Regions from separate parts of the Homo sapiens genome. Here all the other regions are linked to region 3. Evidence: chromatin contacts called from ENCODE Hi-C or POLR2A ChIA-PET data. All regions are on one chromosome and are shown on one strand. Each heading gives the region's core, a stretch centred on a gene start or an enhancer-like site at or near the end of the contact. The rest is flanking DNA. Distances are from core to core; before and after follow the strand shown. Region 1 holds the start of CFAP69 (cilia and flagella associated protein 69). Region 2 overlaps CDK14 (cyclin dependent kinase 14). Region 3 holds the start of CDK14 (cyclin dependent kinase 14).

Region 1 (2,708 bases), core at 84-2,583, 350 kb before region 3:
ACATCAAAAGGAGAAGCAGAGACATGAATGTACTAGTGCTCAGTCTCTGTAAACCTGCCAGAACCAGTCCATAGTGGGTGGTCTTTTATCAGGGGAAAGTTACTGAATCGGTCCCTTGTCCAATCAAACCTGCAGTTATGACTTGTGGAACAGGAGGGTCTTGTTAGTCAACATCTGGCCATGGATGAGCTGCAATTATTTCAATATTGCTTATGTCGAGGGCAGTTCTTATTTAACAGCTAGAGAAAAATAAAAACATTGCAGCAGTTAAAACAAAGGTTATTCTTTAAGTGTAGGTGTGAGTGACTTAACTCTTGCCTGGCATGGCCTTAGGTCTTGCTTATAATTTGTTATTGCCACAGAGTCCATTCTGTTAGCCTTCTGATCTCCATTTTAACATTAATGCTGGTCAGTTGTTGAGTCTAAGCCCTCAAAGGGAGGGGGAGCCGAGCTTGGTGGCATGTGCACCTGTACTCCCAGCTATTCCCGAGGCTGAAGCGGGAGGATCGTTTGAGCCAGAGGTTGGAGGTTGCAGAGCTACGATCCTGCCACTGCACTCCAGCCTGGGGGACACAGTGAGACCCTGTCTCAAAAAACCAGGGGTGAGGGGGACGTGAAAAGGGAGGAGGTAGGGGGGTATAGCGAGGCGTGTCCGTCCTTCCGTCCCGTCAGGGCGAGGAATTCAGCTTTTAAGGTTTATCGGGGGTCCTCTTGGCCAAAAGGGGGTCCGTTCAGTCGGTTGTGGGGCTTAGGATTTAATTTTTAGTTCTCAAACAGTAATAAAGATAATGATAATCTTGACCATACGGGATGCTGTGCCAAGCACCACTTAACAAACACTGTCATCTCATTCAATCCTCACAACAGTCCTATTTTACAGATGAGAAAAGTGAGACTTCAAGGGATAACTCGCTCTAGATTCAATAAACTGACTCAAAAGCCTTTTAACATTCTGTACAATACCTTTTATGTTTGTTTATTTAACTGTCCAGTTGGGCCACTAAAGTACAGATAAAAGCTGGGGAATGTAAGCGAGACTGGTCACTTCCCTGGGGTGAGAGAAACGCTTTCAACACTATCCGTCCATCGTATCACGCCTAACGTATCCCATAGACATCCCTCACCCCTCCACCCACTCATGCCTGTTTGAAGCAAGACTATGAAGACCGAAACACACCGGGAGCCTAAGGCACCACTCCCCGCTACCTACCGAGGTGCATCCTGCAGGCTCCTTACCGCAAGCCTGCAAACTCGCCCTGCCGGGCGCGGAGTGCAATTAGGCTTTGGGGTGGTTTGGCTCTCCGGCTTTCCGTAGCCTCTGGCCCCGCCCCCTAGCAACGCGCTGGCTTGTGTTAACAACCGGCCCGGGATCAGAGGTCTGGGTCAACTGGGGGGCGGCAGCGGCGCTAAGCGGACTGTATGGCGGTGGCCTAGGCCCCTGGCGGAATTTTGGGACCTTTCGCGACTCTAGCGACTCTCAGGCTGCCTTCCCTTCTCGGTGGCGGGGCCTCTTTGGGCCCAGCGGCTGCGGGCGCACTGTAGGACAGGAAGATCCCCCCACTCTCCACCCCGCCGCCACCGGCCATGTGGACAGAGGAAGCCGGGGCGACCGCCGAGGCCCAGGAATCCGGCATCAGGAACAAGTCTAGCAGTTCCAGTCAAATCCCGGTGGTTGGGGTGGTGACGGAGGACGATGAGGCGCAGGTATGAGCAGGTGTCTGTGCTTTCAGAGGTGGAGGGGGTGGGAGTGAAGTCTCGAGACGGGGTCCAGACCTGGGGGTGGCAAGGGTGGAACTGGGGACAGGAGTGAAGATGGGGGAAGCCGCGGGATGGAGATTCCAAGCGCAGAGCTAATCCTGATCCCCCACCCCCTGCGAACTGCACCGGTTGCGAGGGGCTGGCTGTTGTCAACCATCCTGTCTGGGGACCAGCGCTGTGTGGTCCTCCTGGAGGGTCCTAGCAAACTGAGTAGGCGGGGTTTTGCCGCGCTTCTTCGAAAAGTGGTCATAGAGCTACAGGGAGGAAAGGAATCATTCTTAGCAAAATCTTGATTTGATGACCTGATCAGTTTGAACTGAACTTTTTAATACGTAGATCCCTGTTACCGAGTGATGTTCTTGATATAGATGTAAATTTTCCCATGCTTAAATTTGCTGCGACTAAAGCCTGCACCCAGAGGGGAGGAAAACGCTGTTAAATTAGAAATTAAGCATTTTTAAAATATGAAATTGGAAGCTGGTTGTTACACGTTGGGTCGGAGAGAACCGGGAGAGAATAGAGTTGATTTGTTTTATTATGCTTGTACTGTATTTGGTTTTGGGTTTGCTTTTGTTATGAATACAAAATTCACTCTTGGAAGTTGATCTGTTGAGAAATTCCATTTGAGGCCCTTGGATCTCTATTCGAGGCGGAGGTGTTTAGAAACCCCAAGTTGTTTGTTTCCTACTAGGATTCCATTGATCCCCCAGAGAGCCCTGATCGTGCCTTAAAAGCCGCGAATTCCTGGAGGAACCCTGTCCTGCCTCACACTAATGGTGTGGGGCCACTGTGGGAATTCCTGTTGAGGCTTCTCAAATCTCAGGCTGCGTCAGGAACCCTGTCTCTTGCGTTCACATCCTGGAGCCTTGGAGAGTTCCTTGGGAGTGGTCAGTTGACTGGGGAATAGAGTTGAGCTCTCTGAGGTCTGACATTTACGCAGTAACCTGCGG
Region 2 (2,817 bases), core at 259-2,758, 330 kb after region 3:
ACTAAGATTCCAAGGGTCTTAGGAGCTCTGTGTCAGGAACTGAGGACTAAGACCAAATATTATAACAAAAGATGCTCTTATCACCCCTGTTACTCAGAAAATTATAAGGATTTTAGGAACTCTGTGCCAGGATGAAGACCTGGGATGAAGACCAAATAAATATTTCTTACTAAATCACAATGTCACACAAAGTTTGGAAATAGACAGTACACAGCTGTAGTGCAAGTGGTGGTGTAACAGAAGTACTAAAGTACATATATAAATATAAATATATATAAAAGGTAAAATATGGGTAGGGTGCCGATTCTGCAGCCACATGCCTGAGTTTGAATCCTGGTGAATCTGACAATTACGTGTCTTGGAGTTGCTCTTCTCGAGGAGTATCTTTGTGGCATTCTCTGTATTTCCTGAATTTCAATGTTGGCCTGCCTTGCTAGGTTGGGGAAGTTCTCCTGGTTAATATCCTGCAGATTGTTTTCCAACTTGGTTCCATTCCCCCCGTCACTTTCAGGTATACCAATCAGATGTAGATTTGGTCTTTTCACATAGTCCCATATTTCTTGGCGGCTTTGTTCGTTTCTTTTTACTCTTTTTTCTCTAAACTTCTCTTCTTGCTTCATTTTATTCATTCAATCTTCAATCACTGATGCCCTTTCTTCCACTTGATCAAATAGGCTACTAAAGCTTGTGCATGTGTCACGTAGTTCTAATGCCATGGTTTTCAGCTCCATCAGCTCATTTAAGGACTTCTCTACACTGGTTATTCTAGTTAGCCATTCGTCTAATCTTTTTTTCAAGGTTTTTAGCTTCTTTGCGATGGGTTTAAACATCCTCCTTTAGCTCGGAGAAGTTTGTTATTACCGAACGTCTGAAGCCTTCTTCTTTCAACTCATCAAAGTCATTCTCCGTCCAGCTTTGTTCCATTGCTGGCGATGAACTGCGTTCCTTTGGAGGAGAAGAGGTGCTCTGATTTTTAGAATTTTCAGCTTTTCTGCCCTGGTTTCTCCCCATCTGTGTGGTTTTATCTACCTTTGGTCTTTGATGATGGTGACGTACAGATGGGGTTTTGGTGTGGATGTCCTTTCTGTTTGTTAGTTTTCCTTCTAACAGTCAGGACCCTCAGCTGCAGGTCTGTTGGAGTTTGCTGGAGGTCCACTCCAGACCCTGTTTGCCTGGGTATCACCAGCGGAGGCTGCAGAACAGCAAATATTGCAGAACGGCAGATGTTACTCCCTGATCTTTCCTCTGGAAGCTTCATCTCAGAGGGGTACCTGGCTGTATGAGGTGTCAGTTGGACCCTACTGGGAGGTGTCTCCCAGTTAGGCTACTCGGGGGTCAGGGACCCACTTGAGGAGGCAGTCTGTCCGTTCTCAGATCTCCAGCTGCATGCTGGGAGAACCACTACTCTCTTCAAAGCTGTCAGACAGGGACGTTTAAGTCTGCAGAAGTTTCTGCTGGCTTTTGTTCACCTATGTGCTGCCCCCAGAGGTGGAGTGTACAGAGGCAGGCAGGCTTCCTTGAGCTGCAGTGAGTTCCACCCAGTTTGAGCTTCCTGGCTGCTTTGTTTACCTACTCAAGCCTCAGCAATGGCGACGCCCCTCCCTCAGCCTGGCTGCTGTCTTGCAGTTAGATCTCAGACTGCTGTGCCAGCAGTGAGCAAGGCTCTGTGGGCATGGGACCCTCTGAGCCAGGCGCAGGATGTAATCTCCTGGTGTGCCGTTTGCTAATTCCATTGGAACAGCACTGTATTAGGGTGGGAGTGTCTCGATTTTCCATTTTCTCGATTTTCTGTCACGGCTTCTCTTTGCTAGGAAAGGGAATTCCCCGACCCCTTGCACTTCCTGGGTGAGGCGATGCCCCACCCTGCTCCGTGGGCTGCACCCAGTGTCTGACAAGCCCCAATGAGATGAACGTGGTACCTCAGTTGGAAATGCAGAAATCACCCATCTTCTGCATTGCTCATGCTGGGAGCTGCAGACTGGAGCTGTTCCTATTCGGCCATCTTGGAACCTCTGGAACCTGTTTTAAATGGACTGATTTTTAAATCATTGTCTTGCATATTTCATGGTGATGGTTATTTGACTATTTTAAAGTATAATTACTGGGCAAGGGACGATTTTAAAAATAGTTCTTTACATATCAATGTTAACAACTTTTTGTTGTTTGTAGCTCAGATTTTAAAGTATCTCTATCACAGTGCTATTCAGTTTAGCTTTCCTGGCAAAAGAAGTGAGAATAATTTAATAAAAGGGAATCATTCTTGTAGTAAACAGTTTTTATGATAGATTTATATTATTCATGCCATGCTTTGAGAATAAAATTATACTTCATGTTAATTCCTTTAAGAGACAGAACATTTTGTTTGCTAAGCAGGAATCCATTGGTGTACTTTTATTCCTCATAAACAGCTTAGTGTTTCTGCCAAATGTTTTCATTCACAGAGACCTGTGAGATAAGAAATTTTGTGGATCACAAGAAAATTTAGTCCTGAAGAAATGCATAATTACACCTTAGTGTATACTTTAAAGAAGAGTAAGCTATCATCTAGAGTGAACACTACTACTGCTGTCCAATTTCAATGTTTGTTGTCTCTTAAGGGTAGTTCTTGCTGCAAATATTACTTTTTATATTAGCATGAAACACAGAAATCTACATGTAAAATGGCATATTGATTTCTTGAAGTCTTTAGAGATTTGATGCTCTGTTCAACAGTAAAATTAGTTTATAAGAAAACAGTGTACAGACCATTATATTAATAGCTTGTTTTTTAGGACATTTTGGTAGTGTTTTTTTTTTCTTAATTAGATTGTTACCAAA
Region 3 (2,700 bases), core at 177-2,676:
CCCACTTAGCTTGACTTCCTGTCTTTTATCATCCGCAATCTATCAAGATCCTACAATGTGCTCAGTGTAGGGCGGAACAAATCACTGTTTTACCTCACAATTTAAGGAAGGCAGGGGGCTAGTTTTTAAGATAAAAATCTTTTAACAAAACATAAACTCCCCAAAATTTCCTACAAGCCAAACAGCATTGTCACACCCTCACAAGCTCTTATTACTTACACAGCCAAATGACTCAAGATTACTAACGTTTCTATTCATAAGGAGTTTGCTGGCCTCAGATCAACACAATCAAGCCCTCCCCCACCTTCCTTCTCTCTCCCCTGGGAGACTGACGTTTGGAACTCACGCCGCACCAGGTTTTTTCAGAATGAAGACGATGTGTGTTCGCTGCTGGAACTGTTTGTCCTGGGATTTTATAAACACCTCCCCCACTCCTTTTTAAAGTTCTGTTTTTGAGGTGGGGGAAAAGGAGGTCGGAATCTGTTTAGCCTTTAAATCTCCCAATTCAGAAATATATTCTAAGAATTTAATAGAAAAAGACCAAGGGCTGTGTCTGCTATTTACTGCAGAACTGGGTATTCCTATCAGAAATCACCTACATGTGTCACCAAGATCAGAGACAAGGATGAGGGAAACAGCATGATCCCTGCCTTCTGGAGGGTTACAGTTGAAGCTTCCGCTGCTTCTGCACTTGACCTCAAAACAAACAAAAAACCCACCGCAAACAACAACAAAAAAATCCAGGCCCACCTTTCCCCTTGGATCTTTCACTTGACAGCTTTCTCGGCCCAAAATAAGGCACCCTACATCTGAATGCATCCCTAAGGCCTTACCGCACCCAGTCCAGGAGGCAGTCCTGGCAGCTGCCCTCCACCGAACTCCGCGCTTTTTCACACACGCTCGTGGAAGGAGAAAACCGCTCAAACAACTGGACTCGGCCCGTTTCCTTTCGGTAACCTCCCCACAGCCCAACACGCTGTCCCCAGACGCTGCCCGCTCCCACCCCGGTCCCTTCGTGATCCTCCCGCGCGCGGGCGGGGCGGGGGAGGAGCGCGGGGGCGGCCGGGAGGGGCGCGGCCGGGAGGGGGCGCCGCCGGGGCGCGAGCCAGACACAGAGGGCCGCGGAGGACGCGGGAGGCGAGCGGGGAGCCGAGGTCGTGCTAGGATCCCGCGCCCAGGGGCCTTCGTCGAGGGAGGGGCGTGGCGGCGGCAGCAGGAGGGCAGCAGGAGCTGTCAGGCTGGCGGTTCCGCGCCGCGGCTCCTTCTGCGCTGCGCCCGCAACTCTGGGCTGAGAACTTCTCCCGCCGGCCCACTCGCCCTCGCCCCGCGCACTCGGCGCCAGGCGACTCCCGCACCTTGTACCCGGCCCGCCCCGCCTCCTCCTTCGGCCGCACCACTCCCCCTGCCGGCCGCGCTTCTCTCCGTTACAAAGGAGGGAAAATGAGCCGGGCGGCGGCGGCGCGGCGCGGGGCCACCACGGCGGCGGCGAGCGCGGCCGCCCCCGGCACCACGTAAACCGCCCCCGCCCGCCCAGCTGCGGCCCAGGCCGGAGCGGAGCCTGCCGTCCTCCGCCTGCCTGCTGCTCGCCTCCCTAGACCTGCGCGTCGCTTCCCGGCCCGCCGAGGAGGTGGTGGAGGAGGAGGCGCCGCTTTCCCCGCGGCGCGCGCCCTCGCCGTTGTCTGAGCTGTGCCTGGACCAGTTTGGGGAAGTTGTCGGGGCTCCGCGTCGCCCAGATGTGTGACCTCATTGAGCCGCAGCCGGCCGAGAAGATCGGCAAGATGAAGAAGTTGCGGAGAACTTTGTCGGAGAGTTTCAGTCGCATTGGTGAGTAGCGCGCTGCCCCCGGCCCCCCCAGCGCCCGCTCCCCTCGGCCTGCGCCCCCGCCGCGTTCCTGGCACCAGCCATGCAGCTGCCAGCGGGGCTGGCGTGGGGTGCGTTGTAGGCGGGGATCGAGGGCACAGTGCTAGGGACCCGGGGGAGGGCAAGGACGTAAAGGAAAGAGACCCCTCTTCCTCAGGATCTGGGGGTTCATTTGTAGATTCTCTCAAGCCTACAATATGGGTTCTCCCCTCCTCCGCCACTAGTGCTCGCCCTTTCGCGCGCGTGGGGGACGGGCGAGGGGACCCCTCGGCCCCCACCGCGCAAGGGGCTGCGCGGCTGCTTGGGCCACTTGTTATTTTTTGCGCACAGGCTTGGATATTGGGCGTTTAGTCAGTAATTTAGCTTTGGAAATTGGTGAAACGTTAGACTGTGCCCTGGTATTGTTTAACGTATCCAACCTAAAGGGAAGTGGGACAGTTACCTTGGGACCTATTGTTCGGTACTTCGGGTCCTGGAAAGCGAGATTTGGGTGTTCAGTCTCGAGGTCTCTGAATCTTCCCGCTGCTGGAGAGAAATGCGCGCTGTGGAGTTGTCTGGACATTTAGGAATGTCTCTCGAACTTGTTCCATTTAATAGAGCTCAGGGGCTGTTGTCTTTAAACCAAACAACAAACCAACTGACCAACAGTGTTTAGGACAGTGACGAATAAATGCATGTCACAGGTTGTAATAGGGTGACAGCAGTATCACGTGGAATGGGTTTGTTAGATTTTGAGTACTGGGCATAGAAAACCCCTTTTAACCTGAAGAGTTAGCTGCCTCCCCTACTGTCACAACTTTCACTAATAACATGTAACTGCCCTGAGCAAGAGAATGCTAT

What was found. Hi-C counts contacts between places; a loop is a spot of excess contacts on that map. ChIA-PET counts read pairs that join two places held with the same protein, here RNA polymerase II (POLR2A). Pooled maps may share reads with other maps.
Region 1: a loop to region 3 is called in a map of B cell, with 4 times the contacts of the local background. The contact joins the promoter of CFAP69 here to the promoter of CDK14 in region 3. A Hi-C loop is called at or near these places in 1 of 168 maps with a recorded cell type or tissue (B cell), 8 of 37 single-sample maps with no recorded cell type and 11 of 50 pooled maps. POLR2A ChIA-PET finds 5 or more read pairs at or near these places in 1 of 52 experiments (MCF 10A).
Region 2: a map of OCI-LY7 shows a loop between it and region 3 (2.1-fold over the local background). The contact joins the enhancer-like site here to the promoter of CDK14 in region 3. A Hi-C loop is called at or near these places in 3 of 168 maps with a recorded cell type or tissue (Caco-2, OCI-LY7 and left ventricle myocardium inferior), 10 of 37 single-sample maps with no recorded cell type and 5 of 50 pooled maps.

The regions. Positions count from the first base shown.
Region 1 is chr7:90,243,841-90,246,548 of GRCh38, forward strand. It overlaps CFAP69 (cilia and flagella associated protein 69), which reads left to right and starts at 1,334. Exons shown (of 23, transcript NM_001039706.3): 1 at 1,334-1,704. The coding sequence starts at 1,585. LOC107986819 (a long non-coding RNA gene) reads right to left here and starts at 1,291. Exons shown (of 2, transcript XR_007060423.1): 1 at 1,237-1,291; 2 at 1-239. RefSeq lists an enhancer at 2,199-2,708.
Region 2 is chr7:90,927,333-90,930,149 of GRCh38, forward strand. The region is part of intron 8 of CDK14 (cyclin dependent kinase 14); the gene reads left to right. Among named protein-coding and RNA genes, the nearest start is that of CDK14, 330 kb to the left of the region's middle. Within about 2 kb of position 1,509, at least 2 of the 41 ENCODE cell types and tissues checked have a DNase peak (open chromatin) inside an H3K27ac peak, as active enhancers do; they include OCI-LY7, where a contact is called at or near this core.
Region 3 is chr7:90,594,895-90,597,594 of GRCh38, forward strand. CDK14 (cyclin dependent kinase 14) reads left to right here and starts at 1,427. Exons shown (of 15, transcript NM_001287135.2): 1 at 1,427-1,824. The coding sequence starts at 1,734. RefSeq lists silencers at 1,035-1,234, 1,255-1,564, 1,755-1,954, 2,015-2,064.